2 separate regions of the Homo sapiens genome follow, and region 2 is linked to region 1. A link is a contact called in ENCODE Hi-C data. All regions are on one chromosome and are shown on one strand. The core of a region is the stretch at or near the end of the contact, and the rest is flanking DNA. Distances in the headings are between cores, read along the strand shown. Region 1 holds the start of NRN1 (neuritin 1). Region 2 holds the start of GCM2 (glial cells missing transcription factor 2).

The links. Hi-C counts contacts between places; a loop is a spot of excess contacts on that map. Pooled maps may share reads with other maps.
Region 2: a loop to region 1 is called in a pooled map, with 20 times the contacts of the local background. The contact joins the promoter of GCM2 here to the promoter of NRN1 in region 1. A Hi-C loop is called at or near these places in 7 of 50 pooled maps.

The regions. Positions count from the first base shown.
Region 1 is chr6:6,004,460-6,010,355 of GRCh38, forward strand. NRN1 (neuritin 1) reads right to left here and starts at 2,466. Exons shown (of 3, transcript NM_016588.3): 1 at 2,236-2,466. The coding sequence starts at 2,290. RefSeq lists a silencer at 4,397-4,516.
Region 2 is chr6:10,878,401-10,884,296 of GRCh38, forward strand. It overlaps GCM2 (glial cells missing transcription factor 2), which reads right to left and starts at 3,641. Exons shown (of 5, transcript NM_004752.4): 1 at 3,304-3,641. The coding sequence starts at 3,393. RefSeq lists a silencer at 3,536-3,830.

The sequences.
Region 1 (5,896 bases), core at 1,216-3,715:
AGCCCCTAAAATGCATTGACATTTTTTAAGGGGAATTGGGGCTCGCCGGGGGCGGGAGCGCTCTTGTCACGTTATCTTCCCAGGCGCTGCTGGAGAAGACCCTGCACACCGCGCATGTGTGAGTGTGTGCTGTGTAAAATAAGTCGTGAACATTTCTGTCTTTTAAAACTGTGACTCCTTGGACTCTAGCCTTCTCTGGGAGGCCGGGAGGCTGCGCGCGGGACGGATTTTGCAGGCGCACGCGTCCCAGCAGGTCGCAGCCCGTGGGTCCCTCGCTGTCCTTCCTGAACCCCGCTTAGGCGAGACTCTAGCGGGTGACCCTGGCTCCTTCCCTGTCCTCTCTGCCGTCCCCTTCTTGTGCGGTTTCCATCCGTTCATTCATTCGTTCGACCTCTCATTCATTCCGAACTTCCTCCTGCTGCGTCTTCTTTCGTGTTCACCACACTCTTCTACCTCCCCGCCCCTCCCAACCCCCACTTTTCTTGCCAAATGTCAATGATTTGGGACAGCTCCCAGCCGTGAATTAATAAAGACCGAGGTTCTGTTGCAGGAAAGGGCAGACATTAGGGAACAAATACGTTCAATTTCAATTCCACAGTCAACAAATAGTCATTTTTGGACCGAGGTTAATGTGTTCAAAACGCGTCCCTCAGGCACGACCACCGTCTTTTTTTTCCCTCCAAACCTCTCAAAGTAAGGTTATTTCCTACCGGGAAAACAGAGTCCCAAATCTTGTCCGATTAAAATTTCTATCTCAAAAACAACTCTCTCTCCTGCTCTCTAAAAATTCAAAGGTTTATTGCAAAATGCCACATTCACTTATTTCCAACATTTAAGGAATTTGCTGCCATTAGAAATATTATTTACAGCAGCTCTTTTCACTAATGTCAAAGATTCAAAACAACCAGATTTAAAGCATTGTCATTTTTTGGAACTAAAGGAAAACACCAATATCCTGCACTCACACACTCTAAAATCTTTATAATGTTTCTGCATTATAAAATCTCAAAATCATGTCAGTTGCATAAAACCCCACTGCAAAGAATCCATTTTAAGGTCTAGAGAACTCCAAACCTTGTTTCCTTCACATTTCTTATGGAAAAAACATATTATGCATTCTCCTTTCTTGCCCCAAACCAATTACCTAAAGCACCCCCTCCCCCAATACTGCAAGGATTTGTCTGCAAAGAATGCCACAGCCTGAACTGATAGGAGGTAACAATTCCGTTTCAGGAGTTTCTTTTTTCCCCCGTGTTGTCCATTCTATTAATAACCTGCTTCACTTTCACTTTTAGGCCACGTTAATTAATGTTCTGACCCAGTGTCGGAGAAGGGGGTTTTCTAGTGCCCTCTTCTATATCTTTTCTTCATTCTGGATGGTAAAAATGTGAACTTTAAAAAGACCCCTGACAGCGTAACTACAACTCAACATTCCTTAACATAAAATGGGGACTAAATAATTCCTTCCATAACCAATCCCAAACAAACAAAAATAACAAACACCCGACATGACATATTCCAAACACTTCTTAACCCTTTCCTATATATAAAATGCAGACACCAATGTGTAAAGTAGCAGGCAAATGCATCTAGAAAAGTATATCTACGTAAATTTGGCTGAATTCATCCTCTTCAATGGTAAGCATGTTAAAATATGTGGTCTGAAGTTCCCTATCACTCTCGATTTGCCCACCAGCCGGGTCTGCGGTGCCCGTGCAAACGCTGCAGCTAGGATATAGGGGGGAGGAGGGGCGGGAGAATGACAAAGTTCTAAATGCAGCAGTCTGAGCCCTGGAATATCTTTGCTTTCAGCACATAAACTTTCCAGTCCTGGCTGCCTAGCCATTTTATTCCTGCATTCACATTTCGACTCTTCAAAATCATATCTTGCAGTATCGCAGGGGCCAGTACATTGCCCCAGAGCGCACCAAACCTGGTATAAACCCAGAAAGGGAAACAAAAATGGATGTGTGCTCAGGAAAAAGGGGGAAAAAAACCGTGTCCAGAAAATGTCCGGCCGCACACATTTCCTGGCGAACATTTGGAATCTATAGCTTTAGGAAAAACCGATCTGGGACGCGCTAGTCCCCAGGAACTGATGCCCCCACCCTCGGGGGATTGCCGGCTTCTCCGCACCCTGGGGCGGCCGCGGACCCGCTAGTCCCCCTCCGCGCCTCGGGCCGGGGCAGGCTGCCTCCCGCCTCCAGCCTCCAGCCGGGCTGAGCGGCCACTTACCTATTTGCACCGCGAGGATCAGTGAAATATATCTGCCGTTCAACTTAAGTCCCATCCTACGTTTAGTCAAACCATTTGCGACCGCAGACCTTTAAATAGTTAGTTTAGAGAACGCGGGGGAAAGCCAAAAAATAGGCATTGCCAACAAGTTCCGGGAGCGACAGAGACTTTATGCACTGGGAAGGCAGAGGGAGGAGAGAAAGAGAGGGAGCGAGGAAGAGACAGAAAGAGAGAGAGAGAGAGAAAGAGAGAGAGAGAGAGAGGCTGAGGGGGGGGGGAGAGCTGGGAATGGTTCACTCCATTAGAAGGGGGCGGAGGAAGTACAGCCTCACGCCCACGAGCAGGCCTGACGTGGGGGATGACACGGAATGATTTTTTTTTTAATATAGACACCTTGGTAGAGAATCGCCATTTATAGTCATCAGAAGCTGGAATTAATCAGATATCTCCAATTAATGTGCGATCTGAACGAAATTTTGCCTCCCGGGGGTGAGCACTTTCCTATTCTAGCGGTCACCCCTGCCTCTTCCTCGTTCCGGGGGCCCCCCAGCCCCGCCGCCTCCCTGCGCAGAACAGGGGCTCCCCCTCCCTTCCCCGCCAGGAGCTGGGGAGTCCTGGCGCGCCCACTCGATTGTTTCAACCTGCTCCCCCTCCTCCATCAGCACCACAGAGAATCCAGCCCGCTCTCTACGATGCAGGGGGGTTTAAAGGAGCGGGAGAGGGAAAAACAGCTAAGCTAGCTCGATTAATTCGAAAGCGCTCCTCGGCCGCCCGCCCCCTGCGCTTGCCTACCCTCTTTTTCTCCAACCCAGCAGCTGAGCTCTGGGCGCAGCCTGGAGCGCGTGAGCACGCAGCCCGGCCCCCCGCACGAGCACACACACACACACACACACACACACACACAAACGCGCGCGCGCACGCCCGCCAGCCGCGCCGAGCGCCCCCATGCCCGCCCGCACACAAGGCACGCGAGCGCGCGCACACGCCCAGGCCCCGGGGGTTTGGTTTGCACACGTGGGGCCCCAGAAATAAACACCGAATGTCCTCTGAATTTTACCCACCTGCGATGCCCCAGCGGGCCAAAGGCCGCTTCAAGGGACACAGCGACACCTGTTTTAGGGGGCGAGTAGGGCACCGGGGAAGGAGCCTCTGATAAGACAGTTTTCGGATACTAGTGATTTACCAACCAACTCTCAGCGCTTTAGGAAATTTCCAAGGCAAGCGCTGGTGTGCGGACTTCTTTCTAATCTTGATGCGCCTCTTGGGCTTATTTGTTGGGCTACACACACACGTACCCACACGCACACACGTACATCACGTACGCACACGCACACCCGGACCCACACACACCTGCACTGTCTTTTGATGCTCAGGCACAGACCCTGTGTAGGTGTAGCCTACCCTGCAACAAAATACTTCTGCAGCTGGCTTTGTGCTAGGTGCAAGCTGCTATCGACGACAGCTTGAGTCAAAACCGAAAAACTAACAGGGCTATTTCCTTTCTAAACGCCTTTAAGCTCTGGTTTTCTTCCTTTCTTCTGCACCAAACAGAAAAAAAAAAAGTCTAAATTGTAGCGTCTTTAATAAAATGCTAAAGAAGGCATTGGCCAGCTTTAATCCTTAAGCCTGTGGAGAGAAAAAAATGAAAACGACCCCCCAAATTTTGCCAAACTACACTAGAGGACGTCAAGCTGTCAAACTGTAGAAATGCACACGGATTAAGGAGAAGCGTTGAATTTGCTTCTACAGGCAGCTTGCCCTCTAGGGCCAATCTTGCCGTCCCCATACTCAGATATTTGGAGATGCATAGACAAAGGGGGAGAAAGGTGCAAAATAACGGGGGTAGGACAGGCTGTGGAGGGTAGGGGGCCGAGGGGAAGCTGCGGGGGTCCTACTGCAGCACTTGGTGACGTGAGGTGTCTGCAATGTGCGGCCCCTAACTCACGTCCCGCGGGAGCCTCAGACTCCCATGCAGCCTTCCTGGCCCTGGGGGCGGAGTCATGTCTCCCCGCCCCTGGTTATGTCACCGGCCTGCGGGCGGGGCGGTTGGGGGCTCGCCTTCCGGTGTCCAGGGGCACGGTGGCGGCCCCGGGTGTTTCCTTTCCCCGAGCTCGGAGGCTCCGGGAAGAACCGAAAACGTGGGCGGACAAGGGGTGGGGCGGGGGCTGGTGGCGAGAGGGGGGCGTTTCTCGGACCCTCCCCCGACGTCTTCCAATGGCAGGGCGGGAGGCTTTCCGAGGGGCGGGGCCTCAGGGGGGTTGCCACGCGGCCCGGCCCACGGCTCCGCCCCTCGCTCGGGGTTCCGCGTGGGGCCGGCCCAGCTTTCCCGGACCAGGCCACCAGCTGCGGGCCCCCAACCTCGCTCAGACTCGTGCAGAGCCCAGGCTTGGGAGTGGCTTAAGGTTTTTTGCCCTCAACGTCCTTGCCTTCCTCCTGCTTATCCACCTGGGATCTTCACAGCATCATTTTCTGGGATCCTCTCCAACCCCTCCCCTGTAACTCTGAGCGTGGGGCGCTGGGGATGTGGAGTAGGCAGGGCTGAGGGCCTCAATGAAGCGGGTGAACCCACGCGCGTGCGCACAGCCGCCCGCGCCGCGCCCCGGGCCGATCCGGTTCTTGCCCTTGGGACGTGGCTGCGCCTCACCGCCCTACCCCGGGAGGGAACCCCCGCTGACTTTTTCCTCTCTTCATTTTCCTCCCCAGGCGTCCCAACCTCCCTCATAGGCCTGAGTCTTTTTAAAAGTGAAGAAGAGAGAGGCAAACAGAGTTGGTACTCTACATAAATGATTTTCTGGGTAGATAGATGCACATGACATTTTATTTTTTGAAAAATTCTCATCTTTTAAATTACAGGTCGTTCTGCAGTCCAGGCTCCATGCAGGGTTGATTCTTCGTAGTTCTTTAATTAAAGGATATTGCATTTCATGGTTGTCAATGCATGCTGTCTGGGAACGGTAGCATCCATGGTTGGAGGTGGCTTTGGAGAACGTTCCCTCTTTTATTAATGTGAAAAGCTCATCTCACATCATACTTGGGGTTGAAGATGCAGTGGGAAGAGCAGTGAACAGGGGCAGGGAAACCCAGCTCACAGGCTGACCCCCACACTTTGGAAAATGAAGGAGAGTGGACTATGAAGTAATTTCCAAAGCTGTTTTCACCTTTGAAATTTTGTGAACTGAGGATTTTCTAGAATTCTGTGAATGGGATTAGGAGTGGAAACGCACAATCCGAAGAATAAAATCCGTGCAAGAGTGCTTTTTATAAGCCAACTTCTTGCAAAGAACGTATTTCTTTTTGATAAGCAATTTTGTTTAAAGAAACAAATACAGTTCAGGAGAGGGAAAAAGTCACAGGTGCTGTTTGGGTCTGCATGTTGAATTGAGCCAAAGTAACTCCCAAAAGTAAGTCTGCATAATTAAGGTAATAAATATGCAAAATTCCTTATCCCTAGAACGGCCAGAAAGAGACTATGTCTAATTTTAAGCCTGGTGGGCACCAACTTCCTTTCTCGTTTCATGGCGCTACAGCCCTAGTCTGGATGAGCAGTATGCCAGTTGATTCCCCAGCTCCTGCTATGAATCCATCATAGGTCGGCTTTCCAGAAGCTGCCACCTCGACAAACAACCCTTTGAAATTATTTGCAAGAGCAGTTGTCAAGGCC
Region 2 (5,896 bases), core at 2,391-4,890, 4.9 Mb after region 1:
CTCCGCCTCCCAGGTTCAAGTGATTCTCCTGCCTCAGCCTCCTGACTACCTGGGACTATAGGTGCATGCCACCACGCCTGGCTATTGTTTGTATTTTTAGTAGAGATGGGGTTTCACCATGTTGGCCAGGATGGTCTTGATCTTCCTGACCTCATGATCCACCCACCTTGGCCTCCCAAAGTGCTGGGATTACAGGCATAAGCCACCATGCCCGGCCACTGAGCACTTTCTTTTATGTAATGTTTAGGGCTGCTTTCACACTACAGTGCAGAATTGAATATTTGGAACAGAAACAGTATGACCTGCAAAGCCATATTATGCAATATATATAATTCTCACAACATCTTTGCAAGATGGACATCTTTACTCTTGTTTACTAAATAAGGAAGTGGAGGTTCAATAGATAACCTTTCACAGTGGCATAGCTGGAATATAAACAGAAGATGGGTAGCAGCCAGACCCAGTAGCTTTGCTGGTGTAATAAAGGCTCAGAAGAGTGTATAATAGCAGTAAGCCATTTGCATCTCCTCCCCACTCTTGCCACTCAGGAAAATTAGATCAAACATTTGCAAAGCTGAAGTATTCACAGTTGGAAAATTCAGACTTGTATACATCATTAATACTGCACATTCTAACAGTAATAAGGTTAATGGGTGATTTTGTTTCCAAAATTACAAAGATATTGTTGAAATCATTATTACTACCATAGGTATTATTTATCTTTTCTCTGAAATATTACAATTGACATGATACATCAATGTAAGGTAAGTCACAAATGAAATATATAATGATGTGCTATCAACTCCAAGCTTATATTAAATGCTAATATCTTTGTTTTAAAAGTGAATATTTTAACTTAAGGATCTTAGTAACAAATTGACAATTTTCCAGAAAACAGCATTTCTTTAGCTCTCCCTTAAGGATGTAGACTAGGCCCCCATGCCTCACACGAGCTACTGAGGTAGTGACCCTGGCAATGAAGCCACAGAGATTGTATTTTTAAAATCAGTACAAGAATAGAGGATGTCAAGGATTGGGTTTCACTTGCTCTCAAGTGTTGGCATGTTGTGTGTGTGTGTACATACACACACATAGACACTGAACCTGATCGTAGACCTGGAGGAGAGTTTGAGATGGTTATCTCACTCTACCACTTGATGACAAGTGAGTAAGTAGCCTGAGACTAAGGCAAATTCAAGGACTCTCTCAAGGTCAGACAGGTAGTTTAACTTGCTCACTCGGTTACCCAGAGCAGGGCGATGCTAAGTTTCTTCACTTCTCCATGTCCCAGTGTGCCTGGCCCGTTTGAGATATTACACACATGCTTCCTGCTTAACAACCAGTCTCCTAAAAAAAAGTTCATATTGACATGGGAAGTCTAGCAAATGCTTGAGAGATGAACCATAATTACATTACTTGGATGTGACTTTTCTAAAATGCAAGATATGATTGTTTCCTGTGAAGATGTACATGGACAGAAACAGAATGAGATGCACTTGCTGTACTGTGGTCCACTTTCATGAAAATGGTACCATGTGACTCTAAAGTAGGCAGACTTTAAAACAAAGGAGTGGGCCAGGCACGGTGGCTCACGCCTGTAATCCCAGCACTTTGCGAGGCTAAGGCGGGTGGATCAGCTGAGGTCAGGAGTTCGAGACCAGCCTGACCAACATGGAGAAACCCAATCTCTACTAAAAATACAAAATTAGCTGGGCGTGGTGGCGCATGCTTGTAGTCCCAGCTACTCGGGAAGCTGAGGCAAGAGAATCGCTGGAGCCTGGGGGATGGAGGTTGCAGTGAGCTGAGATCGTGTGATTGCACCCCAGCCTAGGCAACAAGAGCTAAACCCCGCCTCAAAAAACAAACAAACAACAACAAAAAACCCCAACAAACAAACAAAAACAAAGGAGTAAAACACACCTAACCTACTACAAATATATGGATCCAAAAAAGTGCTGACCTCTATGAGAGGCGACACAATGTTGCAATGAATTGTTATTCATCTGAACACCTATCAGACACATTTTAGTTGCGGACAAAATGACCCATCTCTTTTATCCCTGTGCCACAACATTGCTGGAAGCCCACATCTGCAAATGGCAGGGAAGCAACTCTCATTCTACACCCCCCACCCCCTACAGCCAGGACTTCAACATCACTCAATTTTGGCCCTAACCAGTGTGACTAATGATAATTGGTCATTCTCTGGAACTGGCTTCAAACCACCCACTTCATTCACCACTTCATCCACCCCAGTCATTCTTTGGACTTGGCTCCAAACCATTTTTGCTTTATTGAAATAAAGCAAAATACAACAAATTCACCCTAAAAGAATGATGATTTGCTTGTCATTAGAGAAGAAGTAAGTTTTGGGTACAGGTGGCCTTGTTGGCATGACTATGGGGCCTCCTTCCTCTGAGCAGTTAGGGAGGTCTGAGCAAATTGCTCAAGTCGGGCTACTTGTTTTAAATTTAGGTCATTAGATTCACTTTACAGTTGTACCTCAGTTTTGCTGCATGAGAAGCAGTGGTATTTACATCTGCTTAGATTTTCTCCTTAGCTTCCTCATGGATTTAAAGTAAATGAATAAGGAGAGAGGCACCTAATTTCTACCTTGGTTAAAGGGAAGTGAAAGGACAGGCGTCCCGCTCTCCCCAAGACTGGGAATGTGGAGCCTGACCAACATTTCCTGCTGCTTTGCTTGTGATTTCAGGCAAGCACAAGGAAATTGCTGGGAGAAGACACATTTCTTCTTCTTCTTCTTCTTCTTTTTTTGAGATGGAGTTTTGCTCTTGTTGCCCAGGCTGGAGTTCAATGGCGTGATCTTGGCTCACCGCAACCTCTGCCTCTCGGGTTCAAGCGATTCTCCTGCCTCAGCCTCCCGAGTAGCTGCGACTTTAGGCATGCGCCACCACGCTGGGCTGATTTTGTATTTTTGGTAGAGACGGGGTTTCTCCATGTTGGTCAGGCTGGTCTTGAACTCCCGACCTCAGATGATCCACCCGCCTCAGCCTCCCAAAGTGCTGGGATTACAGGTATGAACCACAGCGCCCGGCCAAGAAGACACATTTCTAAACCCAACTCAGCCTTTTGTAGAGTCCAGTTTTCTTTCTACACTTGAGAGGGCCTCAGAAACCCAGAAATTTTGCGGGTATGTGTGTGTGTGTGTGTGTGTGTGTGTGTGTGTGTGTGTGTGTGTGTGTGTGTATGGTCCGTCCGCAGACTCTTCAAGAACTCGAATGCCATTCTCCCTCCTTCGGATGGACAGCGCCCCGCGTGCCCGCACACACCCGGTTCACTTACCTGAGGCATCTGCGGATCGTTGATGTCCCAGCTGAGCTGCATCCCGTAGGAGCACACGCCGACCGCTTCCTGCACCGCGGCCGCCGGCATCTGCCCAACTCGCTCGCGCTTTCCGCCCAGGGTTCTGAAAAATAGAAGAAAAAAGGACAGGTGCGCCAGGTGGGTTTTTTTTCTTCTCTTTAAAGAAGAAAGTGGGGTGTGTGAAGGGGAGGTGCAGAGAGAGAGAAAGAGAGAGAGGCTGTTTAGATATCTGGAAGCTGGGGACAATGGTTATGGACCCGGGCGGGGCCTTGTCCTTGGCCGCGGTGCTGAACGTTCTCCACCCGAACGGCAGCATCGACCTCTGGCAGCTGCCCCCTCCTTTATAAAGATATACCTCCGGGGGGCTCCGCCCTGTCTCGCCTACCTCGCTAGCGCCCACGCTCCAGGGGCCGGTCGCCCCCTCCACCACAGTCCCAGGAACGGAGGTGGAGGTTAAACTCAGCCCTGGAAGCAAATGGAAACTGCAGCCAGAGGGTGGGGGTGGAGAGGGTAAGTAGGAATGTATCCTTTAAGTTTAAAACCTTATTATTTTCTTCTTTTCTTTTCTTCTTTTTTGTCTCACTCTGTTGCCCAGGCTAGAGTGCAGTGGCGCCATCTCAGCTAACTGCAACCTCTGCCTCCCAGGTTCAAGCGATTCTCCTGCCTCAACCTCCCGAGTAGCTGGGAATACAGGTCCGTGCCACCACCCTGGCTAATTTTTGTATTTTTAGTAGAGACAGGTTTTAGCCATGCGAAACCCTGACCAAGCTGGTCTTGAACTCCTGACGATCTGCCCGCCTGGGCCTCCCAAAGTGCTGGGATTACAGGCGTGAGCAACCGCGACCGGCCTATTTTTTTTCTTTTTTCTAAACGCGTCCAGCTTCCCTGATTTCGGAAAGGGGCTTAGATGGAGGCTTTCCAGCAAAGTCCCCTGAGAGCCAACACTCAATTCCAGGAGAGCATGGGAACCGTGCGTGGGCCCCTCTGCCGTCCGCGTGCGCCCTAGCCTGAATAACCGCGCCCACGCCTCCTAGTTAGGGGTCAGCCCATTTTGGGCCTCCACTGCCGGCTCTTCCCCTAACTATTGTGAGTGTCTCGCAGTCTTGGCTCTGCTGTTTGGGACGTGCCAGGGTGCGCCAAGCCTCCGCGTATGCTCGCGAGCCCAGGCGCCTTCACGCTCCCGGGGACTTCGGAGGGACCTGGCCCTGCAGGAACGGAGTCCTACAAAGTGAACCTGGAGGAGGTGGGGGGCGGAAATGAGCCCGGGGTAGGTGGGAGCCTGGGGTAGGTGGGAGCCTGGGGAAGGAGGGAAAGGGGAGAGGGGAAAAGTCCCAAAGAACTCGCTTTCTCCACTGCTTTGGCTCCCTCTGGGTCTCAGCTTCCTTATCTGTTTATCTGTTAAATAAGAGGTTGTGGTTCGGCGAGCTCTCAGTTGCCACCCACCCGAACACAAATCTTTTTTTTTTTTTTTTTTTTTGAGACGGAGTCTCACTCTGTCTTCCCGGCTGGAGTGCAGTGGCGCAATCTCGGCTCACTGCAACCTCCGCCTCCCAGGTTCAAACGATTCTCCTGCCTCAGCCTCCCGAGTAGCTGGAACTACAGGCGCGCCATCGCGACCAGCTAATTTTGTATTGTTAGTAGAGACAGGGTTTTACCAAGTTGGCCAGGATGGTCTCGATTTTTTGACTTCGTGATCCTCCTGTCTCGGCCTCTCAAAGTGCTGGGATTAAAGGCGTGAGCCACCGCGCCCGGCCCACAACTCTTAAAAAAAAACTTCACTGATATAGTCTTGGAAATATCACGACGAAATTGAATTTACTCCATTACAGTCTTGGGAGGCTTTGGAGGACTAGAGAATCGCGGTGGTGCGGAGGTGCGCAGGACAATGTGGGTTCTCCGGGGCTGGGACGAAACCTTCATCATCTGAGCAGCCGACTCGCCCAGGGCTACTCCGGCACATGGAGACCCTCAGTATATATATATATAAAAAAAACAAAAAACAAAAAACAAACAAAACAAAACAAAACCGATTGAAGTGACTAAAGTCACTCTTTGACTACCCCAAGGCCGGATTCTTGGCGGCCAGGGGAAAGGGCTTCTGGAATTTATTGCCCGCGTCCTTGTTTTGCAGCTGCACGCTTCCATTCCCAGCCCCAGCCAGAGAAGAGGAGCCAACTCCTCACGGCAGATCCCTTGATAGAGGAGGATGAACCGAATCCATGACCCTCCAGACCCGGGAAGCGACGCACCCTAGGCCTTGGCACCGCAAAGCCCGTGCTGAGCGCACGGACGGGTGCTGCCCGGGACTCGGCCAGGAGGGCGCCCATGCCAACGCCTCTTGCAGGATTAGTGCCTTCGGTTGGCAAAAGGCGGATAAAGGAAGAGCGAAACCACATCAGGAAGCTAAGGGTGGTCCACGCTCCCTGTCCTTTTACTTCCCGCGCCAAAGGCACAGTGAGGCTTGCTTAGAAAAGTCCATCCCGCGATTGGGCGCAGTGGCTCATGCCTGTAATCCCAGCACTTTGGGAGGCCGAGACGGGAGGATCGCTTGAGCCCAGGAGTGCAAGACCAG